2 separate regions of the Homo sapiens genome follow, and region 2 is linked to region 1. A link is a loop called in an ENCODE intact Hi-C map of the cell type or tissue named here. Cell type or tissue: psoas muscle. All regions are shown on one strand.

Evidence for each region. A loop is a pair of places that touch in the nucleus more often than their neighbours do. Peaks named below come from ENCODE experiments on the same cell type or tissue, not always from the same donor. Only the 100,000 strongest peaks of a DNase experiment are listed, where the experiment ranks them.
Region 2: a loop joins it to region 1, with 2.7 times the contacts of the local background. A loop is called at or near these places in 6 of 110 quality-filtered maps.

What each region holds. Positions count from the first base shown.
Region 1 is chr15:77,343,450-77,351,449 of GRCh38, forward strand. The region is part of intron 2 of PEAK1 (pseudopodium enriched atypical kinase 1); the gene reads right to left. Among named protein-coding and RNA genes, the nearest start is that of PEAK1, 73 kb to the right of the region's middle. In psoas muscle, no CTCF peak of the experiment used is centred here; no DNase peak of the experiment used is centred here.
Region 2 is chr15:77,484,268-77,492,267 of GRCh38, forward strand. It overlaps HMG20A (high mobility group 20A), which reads left to right. Exons shown (of 10, transcript NM_001304504.2): 10 at 1-1,336. Among named protein-coding and RNA genes, the nearest start is that of HMG20A, 67 kb to the left of the region's middle. In psoas muscle, no CTCF peak of the experiment used is centred here; no DNase peak of the experiment used is centred here; H3K27ac peaks cover 2,348 bases.

The DNA.
Region 1 (8,000 bases):
AAAAGTTTTTAATTTTAGTAAAGTCCAACTTACTTTTTTTTTTTTTTTTTTTTTTGAGACGGAGTCTCGCTCCGTTGCTTAGGTTGGAGGGGAGTGGCACAATCTCGTCTTACTGCAACGTCCACCCCCTGGGTTCAATGATTCTCCTGCCTCAGCCTCCCAAGTAGCTGGGGTTACAGGCACACACCACCATGCCCGGCTAATTTTTGTATTTTTTATACAGATGGGATTTCACCATGTTGGCCAGGCTAGTCACAAACTCCTGACCTCAACTGATCTGCCAGCCTTGGCCTCCCAAAGTGCTGGGATTACAGGTGTGAGAAACCGCGCCGGCCTTATCTATTTTTTCTTTTGTTACCTGTGCATTTGGTGTTATAACTAAGAAATCACTACAAATTCAATGTCATGAGGATTTTCTCCTAGGACTTTTAGTTTTAGCTTTTATGTTTAGGTCTTTGATCAATGTTGGGTTAGTTTTCTGTATGTGGAATAAGGTAGGACTCCAACTTCATTCTTTTTTCATATGGAAATATAGTTTTACCAGCACGATTCGTTGAAAAGACTGTCCTTTCCTCATTGAATGGTCTCGCCACCCTTGTTGAAAATCATTTGACTATATAAGCAAGGATTTAGTTCTTGGCTGTCTGTTTTTTTGTTTTTTTGAGATAAGAGTTTCACTCTGTCGCCCAGGCTAAAGTGCAGTGGCGCCATCTCCGCTCACTGCAAGCTCCGCCTCCCGGGTTCACGCCATTCTCCTGCCTCAGCCTTCTGAGTAGTTGGGACTACAGGTGCCAGCCACCACGCCCGGCTAATTTTTTGTATTTTTAGTAGAGACGGGGTTTCACCATGTTAGCCAGGATGGTCTCGATCTCCTGATCTCGTGATCCACCTGCCCTGGCCTCCCAAAGTACTGGGATTACAGGCGTGAGCCACCACGCCTGGCCGGCTGTCTGTTTTATTCCACTGGTTTATATATCTGTCTTTATGCCAGTATCACACTACTTTGATAACCATAGTTTTTGCAGTAAGTTTTGACATCAGGAAGTGAGAGACCTCCAACTCTGTTCTTCTTTTCAAGATTGTTTTGGCTATTTGCAGTTCCTTGAGATTCTACACAAATTTTAGGATACATTTTCTATTTTTACAAAGAAGTCATTGGGATTTTGATAGGGATCTAATTGAATCTATAAATTGCTTTGGGTAGTACTGACATCTTAACAACAGTGTCTTCCAACCCATGAACATGGGCTGTTTCCATTTACTTATGTCTTAATTTCTTTCAGTAATGTTTTGTACTTTTCAGTGTTCAGGTCTTCCACCTCCTTGGTTAATTTATTCATAAGTGTTTTATTCTTTTTGATAGAATTGTTTTCTTCATTTCGAAACCATTTTTGGATTAGTCATTGTTAATGATTAGAAATACAACTGATATTTGTGTGTTGATTTGTATCCAGAAACTTCGCTGAATTGTTTTAATTCGAACCTGTTTTTATGAAATCTTCAGGGTTTTCTACATATAAGATCATGTCATCTGCAAACAGAGATAATTTTACTTCTTCCTTTCTAGTTTGGATAAATTTTTTTTCTTTTTCTAATTGTTGTGGCTAGGACTTCCAATACGATGGTGAATATAAGTGGTGAGAGCAGGCATCCTTGCCTTGTCCCTGGATCTTAGAGCAAAACCTTACAGTTTTCCACCATTGATTAAGATGTTAGTTGTGGCTTTCCATATATGGCCTACATTATGTTGAGGTAGTTTTCTTCTACTCTTAATTTGTTGAGTGTTTTTTATCGTGAAAGGGTGTTAAATCTTGTCCAAGGTTTTTTCCGCATCTATTGAGATAGATTGTGTGTTTTTTGCCCTTCATTCAACTGGATAGCTTTGTAAGGCATATCTCATTCATTCAAAAACAAAACTAATACCCCCATTTTGCATAGTTTCTCTTAATTTTTGTAACAAAACATTTAAAACAGAATTTAGTGACACAAACTCTTTGAGTTTTATGAAAGACCAGAGGTTTTGAAAAGATAAAAAGGAGATATTGAGTAGAAGGCGGCTTTTAAAGGGAGAACATTGCACAACTAGCTCAGACTGGGAATTACATCAGATAAAACCTACCAAAAAGGATCAAGGTGAACCAACACTTCATTTGATAACACTGCGGCATACATCAATATACAACCCAGAATTGGTATACTGTTTATATAACACCCATTGATTAATAGCACAGTAGGGAACTTAGAGTTAACAACAATTTACTGTATATTTCAAAATGGCTAAAATAATTTTTTTTGTATTCCCAACACACACAAAAAGATAAATGTTTGAGGTGATGGATATCCCAATTACCCTGATTTGATCTTTACACATTGTATACAGGTATTAAAGTATTACATGTATCCCCAAAATATGTACAACAATTACATATCAATAAGTAATTTAAAAAAATCAAACTCATTTAAAGCCTACACATACATATTAATTATAGCACATAGCAATGGCAAAGGTCTATCATGGTCAAAAAGAATACAACTGAATAAATTAATACCTGGGGAAATGAAATGGAAAAGAAATCAAGTAGTATTCATTCAAAAATGCCTGTCCCTTTCCATAGAGTTAATCGAAGGCACAACGACTATGCCATAAACCAAAGTTCCAACCAAGAGTCAAAGCTATATTTTATAGAATTGCCACTTTCCTCACCAATACCAATAAATAAATTATTAAATCTACCCTTTTGGCATAATAAAGTCATTTCAATAGAACTAAGAGTGCCACAGTTTCAATGTCATCTCTTCTGAAAATAAATGTTGCTGTCTTGACTCAGAATTCAAATTGCAGCAGCAGGTCATTATTTTGTTCTATTCTATTGACATATTTTAACTCATTTTGTAAACCTGGAATTTGTTCCTGTTCTATAATCCCAGACAGAAAAATGTTTATGAGAAGGCAATTTCATTTTGCTAGGATGACAGTGATCAGTCCCTTGGGGGAGAGGCCAACTCAAGCAGGACTGAAGCAGCTGTTAGAAGCCAATTTTCCTACCTGCTAATTGCTTTTATGACTAGGATGTACGGGCTCAGACACCCACCTGGCAAGCAGAAAATAGATGGAAACAGTCACATCTCAAGAGGTTTTTCCCTTCTTCTAAAAGAATTCAACTAGGAGACAAAACAGCGAAGAAACAGAAAAATGTCAAAAATACAAAAATATTAATTGCAAAAACATTAATTGTATCTTCCTGACTACCAAAAGGAAAATGAAAAAGAATGAAAAGACATTTGTACGAATAGCTGGTAGAAAAAATATTCATTCATTGGTCACTCAGTAAATATTTACTGAAATGCCTATTATGGCAGACACTACTGTAGGTGCTAGAGATACAGCAGTAAACTAGACACAATGTCCCTTTGTCCCCATCAGAGGAGATTAATGAGAAATAACAGCTACCAATTAGTGATCTGGTACTAAGAGGAAAACAAAACGCAGCCATGTAATAAAGTGAGTTGAGAAGCACCAATTTACAGTGAGTTGTCAAGGAAGCCTCTTTGAAGAGGGGACATTTAAGCTGAGACTTAAATGACAAGAAGAATCCAGTAAACCACCAGTCTGAGGGAAGACCATTCCTTGCAGAGGGACAAGGAGTAGAAGACTTGCAAGTTGGAATAAACTTGGTATATTCATAGAAGACAAAAGAAGGCCAGTGTAGCTGGAGTTTTGTGAACAACGTTAACAACGGCAGAAGATAAGATCTCTTCAAAGTGCCACGGCCATTTCAAAGTTATCTGCTGAGAAGATAAAAATAAAACTATGACCCACGAACTATTCATGGAAATTCACTTTTGGACTAGTAATGACCACCAGGAAACCTTCAACAAAAAAAAGATAAGCATGAGTTGAGAAATGCCACAGAGGAAGAGGTTTCTGAATCAGAAAGAATCGGCATCAGAGTACTGGCTGAATCAGTGCTGTCAGGAACCTCAAAAGCAATATTGTTCTAGATAAGATCAACATCTAGGGCTGGCACACCTGGACAAGGTGATATCTGAGGCTTATAATAGGAACCGTTAAAGCACAGCACTCATAAATGAACTCCAATCACAAAGGAATGTTTCTGGATGTATTTGTCCTAATACTTGTTTGACCTACACATTTGAGATAGCCCAGAGACTTTAAAAAAATTTTAATGTAAATAACAAATATAACAACATAAAACAACACCCTCCTAAAACAGAAATTTTTAGAAATTACAGAAAATATTTCCATGTTTAAAACTCTTCCTAGGTTACAAAATAAATTAGGAGTTTTTTAAAAGAAAAAAAATTTAGTGAGTGTATAGATCATCTGTTTTCCTTCTATAGCAAGCACAAAACAGTGTTTAAGTTCAAAAGCATCTACAACATTAAACAATGCTACATTTAAAAATAAAATATACCTACTAAAAAAAAAGTAGCTCACCTTAATTGAAGGATAAACTTTATTTTTAAGCACTGAATGATTCCCAAACATACTGTATAGGTTGCATAATGCTAACAAGACATTTTGTAATAGTGCTATAATGTTAAAATTCCCAAACTATGCACATGGCTATCAAATATATGCACTTTTCTACAAAAACATTTTGGTCAGACATTATTCATCTAGAGAAAAAAAGAAAGAAACAACAATGGAGATCAAAAACTTGCTCTACATGAGGTATATGGCAATGTGTCTTCACTTAAGCCACATGCTAAGAAAAAAAAAAAAAAAAAGAAGACTGGGATCAGAGACCCACCTGTACTGGAATCCCACCTCTCACACTAATTAGCGTACAACATCCCTGAGTCTCAATTTTCCTCATCAGTAAAATGAGTCTCATGCCACCTACTCTTACAAGATTGATAGGAATATTAAATAAAACAGGTTAAATTTAAAGGAATCCCATCTTATTATTTGGTAATTACACTATAAGCAAGGGAAATGTCTTTAAAAAACAGCTGATTTTTTAAAAAGAAAAAATAATAAATAATAGGTTGTAAAAGCTAAACACAATGTAAACAATACTCAAGTTGAATATACAGGCCAAACTCCTTTATTTTACCTATGAAGAAATAAAAGCTTGGCAAGCTTAAGTGACCAGCCCAGAGTTGAAAAAGCAGGCAGAAAAAGGGCTAAAATCTTGCTTAATTCCTAAATGTGGTATACATTTTATAGAGCACTTTCATGTATAAGATCCAATTGATGTCCATGATAAAATAGTTAATCTGACTCACGGGAAAACCCAAGGCACCAAAGTCAGCCAGCTTCTTAGTTATAGAACTGTGACTAAAACCCGATGATGAATATCTTTTTTTCTTTTTTGTTTTTGTGGGGGAGGGGGCGGGCAGGTGGGGGTAGAGTGGGGGTCTAACTGTGTTGCTCAGGCTGGTCTTGAACTCCTGGGCCCAAGCAATCCTCTTGCCTTGGCCTCGCAAAGTGCTGGGATTATAGGCATGACTTACCATGTATGGACTATGTCTCTTAAAATAGAGATTTAAAGCCTTTCTTACTTATAATTTAACTAATACAAAAAAATGCCTTAGCAAGCAATCACAATTTTATTCAGTCAATAATTTTTTTTTTTTTTTTGAGGCGGAGTCTCACTCTGTCGCCCAGGCTAGAGTGCAGTGGTGTGATCTCGGCTCACTGCAACCTCCACCTCCTGGGTTCACGCCATTCTCCTGCCTCAGCCTCCCGAGTAGCTGGGACTACAGGCACCTGTCACCATGCCTGGCTAATTTTTTGTATTTTTAGTAGAGACGGGGTTTCACCATGTTACCCAGGATGGTCTCGATCTTCTGACCTTACGATCTGCCCGCCTCGGCCTCCCAAAGTGCTGGGATTACAGGCGTGAGCCACCGCGCCCGGCCTCAGTCAATAATTATTTTTTAAAGTCACACTACAAAGACATAAATGTTTCCATGTTGTATTTAAGAGAGTCAATCAGTTTAACATAAAAATGTTCATAATAGGAGCAAATTAAATTGCCAAAGACACATTTTTAGGCCTATTTCCCAAAGCTCAATTGATATTGGCTTAATATAATGTAGCAAGACTTACTTTTATTCTGTTTGTTCATAGATTATTTAAACCAGATAGGTGGGTTACGGAGTCACTGAATATATGCTTGAGTATGATACTGAATCCATGTTTCTATCATTAATGACTCTAATATTCACGTACTTCAAAATTACTTAATCAATCCTTTACATTGTCCTTTCTTCACGTAGGATTTTCAAGCTAACCCTTCTATAAGTAGGTCAATCATTCTTAGACTTAAGTTGAGATGATTCACTTTCACAAATAATTAGGTTACAAATACTGCATTGTTTTGCAGCTGAGGGGACAGCCAGGCTGGAAAACTAATTAAAAGAAAAGGATTCAAGTGGAGAGGAGCCAACTGAACAATATGGTATCTAAAAAACAGACACATTTACAATACATGTTTCTGAGTGTCACGAAGAAAATATACATCTGCTCCATATTCCAAATTCTTCCTTTAAAAAGGATCAAGCATTATAGGAAGATTTCTAGGTTTAAGAAGAAGACATAGAACAGCAATGTAGGAAGTCAGGGCTCAGCCACCATGATAGTTTTCAGATCATTTGTGCAAACATAATAAGAGCATACCCCCAAATAGGTCTCTGTTCAAAGCCACTTCGAAAGATGTGAAAATGCATGCACAAAAGTAATCTCTGAGTTTTGCAACTACTAACTGGCAACACTGTTGTTGGGTAGGTGAGAACACAAAAGAACAATAAATCAATACACAAATTAACAGTAACCACTCACACTAATTTCATATGAATTAGAAGAATCAATATATAATTTGGGTGGGAATCCAGCACTCTTGAAATAGTCATGGCCAGAGAGTATCATCAAATTAACTACTTAGCTCAGTTCACAAGACTTCATTTGTGCTCAGCAAGGACTATCACTGAATAGGGAACAGCCTGAATGTAGCAAGCTTTCCACTGAATTAAGATAGTGTATATATCTTAAGGTATGTTGCTTGTCTGTCTTCTAAGAATTTTTTAAGCTACATTTGAAAAAACATGATAATACAATTGTGAGTCTCCTTAGTGTTAAATTTATAATTAGATAGGCAAAATAGTAAGTATATGTGTGTTAGAGATTCAAGTAAAAAAAAAAAAAAAACAAGGCCCAGCTTGTGACATAGCATCACTACAGATCCCCCTACAGCTCAGTTCCCTACAGCTTCCTCAGCCATAGCTCTAAACAAGCCACAGAAATCAGAATGATCATGCTGAAGCACCTTATGGATTAATAAAGACAGATCAATTCTGTATAACCTATTTTGTTTTTTATTCAAATTATCTAAAATTGATAATTTGTAATTGGCTGTTAAGAAACATAATCAATTACTGGAGCACTCCATTTCTCAATCACCTTGGATACGCAGGCATTTACTACAAACATGGCCCTCTATTTAGAGCAATTCACATGTAAAGCACTCCATTAATTACACTCTTCATTCAATACACATCTATTAAGCACTATTGTGTACTAGGCACTATTGGTATTAGAGAAATACCATGCTGAATCAAATCAGCCCCTGCCTTCAGAGGCAGAAGGCTTTGCTTACAGACATGCAAACATTACATAATGAGACAAGTGCCATAACAACATGTATACAAACCACTATGGAAATACACAAAGGGAAGGACTTAATTCTTCCTGGGGAGGTGAAGAAAAAAGGCTTGTCAGACTACCTAATATTTAACTGAGTGTTAAAGGGTCAGTATAAGTTTGTTTGGTAGATATACTAGAGGTTGTTCATGAGAGAGGATGTGACAGACCCACAGCCTGTGCAAAGTTGGGAGGGCAGAAAAGAGTACTTGCTTGGAAAGACAATAGAGCTCGGTAATAGGTAAGAATGAAAAAGTAAGTATGATCAGAATGAGGCAGGAAAATATGGTCTGGAGGCAGGGAACATAAAGCCAATTTACACTTCAGCTAT
Region 2 (8,000 bases), 140 kb after region 1:
ACAGCAAAAGGAAAGAGAGGTTCTGATTCTTACCTCAGGGTTTTTTGGTTGTTCATTGTTTTTGTTTTTGTTTTTGTTTTGACACTGCAGAGCACAAGGCTAAAGGTTACAGCTGAGATCTTTGGAACCAAAGGCAGAGCAAGCAGAGCCCGTTGTCTGGGCCCCACACCACTGCAGGCAGGTGGATAGAAGTGCGGCCCCTCTCATAGTATGCCCATAAGTCAGGGCATAGGGCAGAACTACCTGTCATGTTGCTACACCATCCTGTCTTCTCAGCATCTCCTTGCCTGTTTTCTTTATTAGTCCAAAGGAAAACAACAGCAACAAAATCTGTTTTTAAAATGTCTTATATGAACATATATCAAATATCCATGCGCTGAAACCCACATACCATCACTTGGCAATTTTTTAGAATAAGACCCCATTATTATCTATTGCTATAAACCTAGCCAGTTCTCTTGCTCTTCTGTATTTTCCTATTTCCCTGCCATCATCTGCTATTTCTGCCACTTCTCTTAGACTCCTTGTCTGCAAAGCCCAAGCTAGAACTCACTGTCTATGGCAGAAGGACATCCAGAGCCCATTCTGGAGTTTTGTTTTTTCCTTCTGCCAGATGCTTTGTGTCCTGTCTTCCTTCCTCCTCATATTTCTGTTTCTCATTTGTGTTCAGTTTTGTGCAGCATTGCTAGCACTGCTTTTGTGACCAGAAAAGGCCATAACATGGTCCAGGATCATCATTCTTCTGACTCTAGATGGGACACTTGACAGTGACTTGAAACATTTGCATATTCAGGAATGCATGAGATTTCAAGAGAGCCTACAGTATGAAATCATTTTCACAAAATAAGCAGCTTGCTTCTGAAATGCTGTCTTTCCCAGTAGCTACTCACCTGCCTCTGGTGGCTGGGATTCAGATGCCACAAAACTGTCAGTATCTATAGACCAGGTCTGTGCCACCTCCTCTCTCCTCTGTGCTCAGTGAGGAGGCAGTAAATGAAGTTACAGGCTAGCACAATACCTAACTCATGTTTCCCAGTACACCTGTAGATATTACTGTACTTTTATGTTCTCAAGAAATAAGTTGTTGCCTATTCAGTGTTACAGATTTCTTTGTTTCTTTTTAATTAAAATACAAGAAGCAGCTGAGGAAAGGGAGACAAGGTATTTTATTTCTGACTGATTTTAGAAAAAACTTGTGTACATGTGTTTGGAACTGTTGAAATGCCAAGTTTTCTGTATAAGTGTTTTTGTAATTAAACTTTCAGATTTTCTTTGTTTTTTAAGAAGTTGATGTGCTTGTTTGACATTTGTCTCATTAAAACTTTTCTACGTTGAATTCACCTGTTTCAATTTTACTTGCTTTGTAACAAAAAGTCCTACCTCTGGCCGGGCACGGTGGCTCATGCCTGTAATCCCAACACTTTGGAAGGCCAAGGCAGGCAGATCACGAGGTCAAGAAATCGAGACCATCCTGGCCAACCTGGTGAAACCCCGTCTCTACTAAAAATACAAAAATTAGCCGGGCATGGTGGCATGAGCCTGTAGTCCCAGCTACTCAGGAGGCTTAGGCAGGAGAATCACTTGAACTTGGGAGGTGGAGGTTGCAGTGAGCCGAGATCGTGCCACTGCACTCCAGCCTGGCAACAGAGCGAGACTCCGTCTCAAAAAAATAAAAAATAAATAAAAAAGTTCTATTTCTGTTTTTTCCTCTTAAAGACTTTGTCAACTCTACATTAATCATGACATCTGTTATGCTTTTAAAACAGTAACACATTCATTTTACTAATTGCTACTTCAAAATGTATCTTTACCGGTTTGAGAAGTCAGCTCTTTTAATGTATGCTGTAACAATACAGTGAATTCTAATTCATTTTAATATAGCAGTAGTATTCTGAAGACAACTTACAAGGATGTTTTTAAAGTCAGTGACTCTGATGTCCCCTTGATAGAAGATCATTTGATAGAAGAAAGGAGATGTGCTTAAATGCTTGCTTTTTTTTTTTTTTTTTTGAGATGGAGTTTTGCTCTTGTTGCCCAGCCTGGAGTGCAGTGGCACGATCTCCGCTCACTGCAAACTCCGCCTTCCAGTTTCAAGCGATTCTCCTGCCTCAGCCTCCCGAGTAGCTGGGATTACAGGTGCACGCCACCATGCCCAGCTAATTTTTGTATTTTTAGTAGAGACAGGGTTTCACCATGTTGGCCAGGCTGGTCTTGAACTCCTGACCTTGTGATCCACCAGCCTCGGCCTCCCAAAGTGCTGGGATTACAGGCATGAGCCACCACGCCCAGCCAAATGCTTGCTTTTTGAAAATAACTAATCAAAATATTTTTAAAGGAAATTTGTCACCTATTTCTACTATGCTTTTAAAAATCCTAGGGGTGAGGCAACCTGGTTTCCAGAGCCTGCTGCTCTCCAAGTAGCCATTTGTGTGGCATTGGGCAAGTCTTGATTTGTTTCAACTCCAGTTTCCTCTTCTGACATAACACGTGCCTCAGCAATCCTGTACTATTGTAAGAAGGATAGAGTAAGGTAACAGAATCCACCTTGCCTTGGAGGACAGGAAGATAGGAAGTATCTGTTACATGATTGCCAGTAACTATCAGGGTATCTCAGTTAGGATTGAGTTTGGCTCTACATTAAGCAGAACTAGCAACAGCTTAAATAAGAAGTGTGTCTTTCTCATAGAAAACTATGCCAAAGTTGGGCAGTTAAAGGCTAGTATGGAGGCTCCTGTCTGTTCCACAACATGATCTTTCTCAAGGTCACCCCGTGGTCCAAAATAGCCACTTGACCATCAGCCATCACTCTGAAATTCCTGGCAGCATGAGGAAAAGAGGGCAAGGACAAAATGAGCAAACCTAGCTGAGTCAGGGCCCTCTAAAGAGTCTTCCTGGAAATCGTATTCAACACTTTCACTTAATTTGGCCAGAACTCAATCATGTGACTATAGCTAGCTATAAAGGAGGCCAAGAAATATCATTTTTGCATGGACGTCACTGTGCCCAACAATACAGGTTTTAGTAAGGAAGAAGGAGAAAATGAATATAGAGTAGGCAACTAATGTTAATTTCATAACTATGTGTGACTTCATTTATGCACTCTAAGCCCAACCCCGCCATGCTAGTGAATGGAGTGCATTATCTTGCCTTTGTCTCTTGGCCATTTGAGAATGACCATGTACTTCCGTGATACTTTTTTCCCCCGGAGAGCCAGAAAGCCAAAAACTGGCTTCCATCTGAGTTGCCATTTCCTGTTCCCATCTAGCTCTTCCCCTACCCTACAACAGCTGGTGGCCAGTCTTGTTTAGTAAAAATCAACATAAACAGGTGGTAATACTTCCCCTAGTTGTTTGTTCCCTTTCTCTAACTGCTCAGCATCTGCTGAATTGAAACAACACCAGGACAAGCTTTCCCTAAGGGTGGGGAAATTGAAGTATTGCTTAGCGGAAAAGCTCATAGCTACTTCCTGCCCTCTGAAAGAATTTCCTGCCTTGCAACTGAGAGTTCCAAGTCAGGGGTTTTTTCTTTGTTTTATTTGTTTACCTTTGATATATAGCCTGCACTCAAATATATACTTCAGTATCTATGGATATAAGCAGTAGTTTATATGCCAGCCCATTAAAGAAATCAGGATTGAGAATCAGACTAGGTGAAATTGTTAATGTACATCTGCTCATCCAGAAACCATTTCAGTTTAGTTTTCACAAGACTATGTGTCTACAGGGGGAAACTTTTGCCAGAGGTAGAAATGTAAATTCTCTTAGCTTAGTGAAATGCAAAAGGAGGAGCCACAAGAAGATAAGAATGGCATTGGGAAATTAAGTGCATGGCCAATGCAGATTTTCCAGATAGAAGGATTTTTATAAACCACCTGCAACACCAGATCAGTGGGAGGATGTCTTATATGTTTATGTGGGAATATGTAAGATTCAGTGTAAGAGATTCTCTTATTTGAATCTCTCTCTCACACACACACACCATCCAACACTTAAGAGCCAGAGTTTTTTATACCAACTTCTCTTCATTTCACTTTAATTCACCCTTTATTTGGGAATACAAAGATGTTTATAAAACATGGTTTCTGCCCTCCATAATTTCTGATAATCTAGTGGGAAGGACAGACTTGTACATAAATATTTCTAACATAGGGCAGCTTGTATTAATAGTTTTAATAGAGACAAATAATTTTTAGAGAGTGAAAAAGTTATTTGAATCTTACCTGATGAGATATTTTTTCCATAAGTGCAAAAGAGTTTGCAATAGAGAGTAGATCTGAGTCAGGGTGGGGGATCAGTATCTTAACTAATTAATAAGGGCTTTATCTGGAATGTAAATGAAATATGAAAATCTGAACTGATAGCTATCAGAGTTTGTCTGGTAGAGGTTGAGGTAGCTGGAAGGTCAGAACATTTGGATTAATTGTAATTTAGACAAGCAGTTTTTCAAAGTTCACTTTTGATTCATTCATAGATCATTAAATCAGTAAGTTGGTCAAAAACATTTTTAAAAATTAAAATGAGAAACTATCAGAATGCACTACAGGTAGTTAAGGGTATTATTTTGTGAAACTTACACTTCAGATACAGTCATATGTCTACATACACTTTTAATGTAAAATGTGTTTCTTACCATGGGATCACAATAAAGATAGTCAATGACTGTTTTATTACCTCTGAAATTGGACAACACTGCTGGGTTCAGGTCTGGATTCTGCTGCTTTCCTCTTACGTGACCTTAGGCAAGTTGCATAAACCACTGTATGACTTAAGTTTTCTCATCTGTAACATAGTGATATTTATCATTTCTGTCCTGTAGAGTTTTTATGTAGATTAGTCAATCCATGTAAAACACTTAGAATAGTGCCTCTCATAGAGTAGAAGACACTTAAATATAAGTTGTTATAATTTGTGGAAGACTAAAGGGAAAAGAGAAATAACAGACATATACCATAGGCCACTCTGCTGTGCTTTTTATGTAAATTATGTAATTCCACAACTTTACAGAGTAGGACTACTGTACTCATTTTTACAGTAAGTAAATTAAGACACAGATCTGATAAGTGACTTGTGCAGTTACAGAACAGGGAACAGGTAGAGAAATGGTTTATATCCAGATAACTGTGGCTTTACATTCCACTATAGCCGTACTGTCTTAGAGATAACTAATGAGAGTGGCATGAGTTCAAAGCCGTAGCATGGTATGGTGGGTCTGAGAACTGGAATTAGACCTATTCAACAATATTTGTTGAATATCTTTCTTGCGTTAGAAATTGTTCTGGGTCCTAGTCCCCATAGAGCTCTTCCCCTTGCTGGGGAAAAAGAGACTACAAACAAGTAACCTAACAAACTCATCTCAGCTAATTACCTAGATAAGAAGAAATGATATAAGCTAGGATAGAGAAAGGCCTTTCTGAAAAAGTATCTTCTGAAGAAAGACAAAATTGATTTGAAGGAGCCAGCCCGGTGAAGGGCTGAGGGTATACAAAGGCTGAAATCCTGAGGCAGGAATGAACTCTGGAATTTCAAGGCATAGAAAAAGCTGGTGAGGCTGGAGCAGAGTAAACGAGAGGCAGAGTGGCTTTGAAGTTGCAAGGCAGGCAATAGCAAGATCATGTAGATCCTCAGAAGTGTCGTAAAGAGTTTGCAGTTTGTCATAAGTGTAATGTGAAGAGAGTTCTACACAACTGAGTGACAAGATCTGATTTCTGTTTTTAAAGGGTCACTCTAGGCCGGGCGTGGTGGCTCATGCCTGTAATCCCAGCACTTTGAGAGGTGGGAGTGGGCAGACCACTTGAGGCCAGGAGTTGGAGACCAGCCTGGCCAACATGGTGAAACCATGTTTGTATTTTTCTACTAAAAATACAAAACAAAATTAGCTGGACGTGGTGGCGCGCATCTGTAATCCCAGCTACTCAGGAGTCTGAGGCATGAGAATCCCTTGAACCCAGGAGGTGGGGGTTGCAGTGAGCCAAGATTGTGCCACTGCACTCCAGCCTGAGTAACAGAGCAAGACTCTGTCTCAAAAAATAAAAAGTAAAATAAAATAAAGGGTCACTCTGGCTGCTGTATAGAGAATTGTGGGGTGGGCAAGAGAAGAATCAGAGAGACTAGGAGAAGGCTGGCATAGGAACCCAAGTGAGAAATGACAGTGGCTTAGCCTAGAGTGGTGGGAAAAGGCAGATTAATTCAGGATATAGTTTGGGAGTATAATGGACAGGAATTGCTGAGGAGTGGGATGTGGAGAATGAAAGAAAAAGAAGAATGACTCAGTTTTTCCTGGGCACAGTGGCTTACGCGTGTAATCCCAGTACTTTGGGAGGCCAAGGCGGGTAGATTTCTTGAGCCCAGGAGTTCAAGACCAACCTGGGCAACGTGGTGAAACCCCATCTCTATAAGAAAAAGAAGAAGAATGACTCAGTTTTTTTGGCTTGGAAAACTGGGTAATGGAGAGAGGTGCCATGGCCTGAGATTGCAGACTTAAGTATGAAACATCACGGAAGAAAAATCAAGGATTTGTTTTTGACTGGCTAAACTTGAAGTCCCAACAACAGATGAGCCCCTGGGCAAGACACACATCTCCCTGCTATCAGTTAAAAAGTTCCTTTCAGTTCCTAAAAGTCTGTGGTTCCTTGAGATTCTAAGTTCAGGTCAGTGTTTGCTAACATTCCTTCTATCCTCAGCGCATGTGCACACATGTAGATCCAGTTACGTTGTGCGTTGAACTGTGAAATTAAGGAATGGTCTCCTTTTTAATTCTTGACGCTTCTTAGGAAAAGAATTTTTAAAACTTGCATCTGCATTTGTTTAAGATTGACATAAAGCAGCTGAATGTTCTAGGATATAAAAATCATGCCATAACCTGACCATTAGAAAATCCTGGGGCAAGAAATGGAAAGCGTCTGCTTAAAAGAGACTGGTCAAAAATATATTTGGCATCATTCAAAGAAGGGTAATGTGAGAAGACATCACTGATACAGTCAGAAGGTTTAAAGACTCAGCAAATGGGCTCCTGTGAGGGGTGCTTTTGCTATCTTCAAGGATAGAAGTCAACTGAAGGCAGCTGGGTCCAGGCACTGGAATGTAAGACAACAACCTATTTTTCTTGGGGCCGGTGGATTTTTGAAGTAGACTTATGTTATATTTATCAAAAGAATTTCTTGGTTTAAAGGACAAACTAATATAGTAATTATGGATTTTATTCATCCCTCAGAAGAATGAGTATTTTAGATACATTCATTTTTTCAAGCATTTCCAAGTACTCACTATGTGTTTTGGGTGTAAAGTTGAGGAAGTCCCTCTCCACTGGAAGCCCACAATGTAACAAAAAATAGATACAAAAGCTAACTACAATAGGGTCTGATAAATGATCAAACGGCTGTGAGCGCAGTATTCTGGAAAACACAAAGGAAAAATTCAGTGGTTTTGCTTGGGGGAAGGCAAAAGAGCTTTACCAGGATAACATTTTGAGCTGGGCCTTAGAAAAAGAGTAGTTCCTTAAGATAAGCTAGAAATAGACCTAGAGATAGAAGTACATTTTTGGTGTACTCAAGTAATTCAGCGTGACTGGAACACAGGTTATATCCAGGGCACTGACCAAAAAGAAAGATAGTGAGGTGTTCTGAAAATGGATTGTAAATGGGCCTTGAATGTCAAGCCAAGGGTTTTAGCTTTTGTTTTGCAGGCAGAGGGAAGGCCTCAAGGCTGTTTTTGCAAGGCAGTGACATAAGGAAAACTACACCACAGCCTCTCAACCATTTTTCTGCCACGAGCTGCTTTGGCAATCTGGTAAAGTCTATGGACCCTTCTAGGAATGTTTTCTAAGTGCATAAAATACAAATAAAATTACAAAGGAAATCCACTATATTAAAATATAGCTAACAAAATATTAACAATGTGTTATGTAGGAATACCTGTGCTTCTTGATAAAGCATTAAATAACATGATCTAGTTCTAATAATGACCATAATTTTAAAGTAGTAGTGACCATAAATAATATTTCAA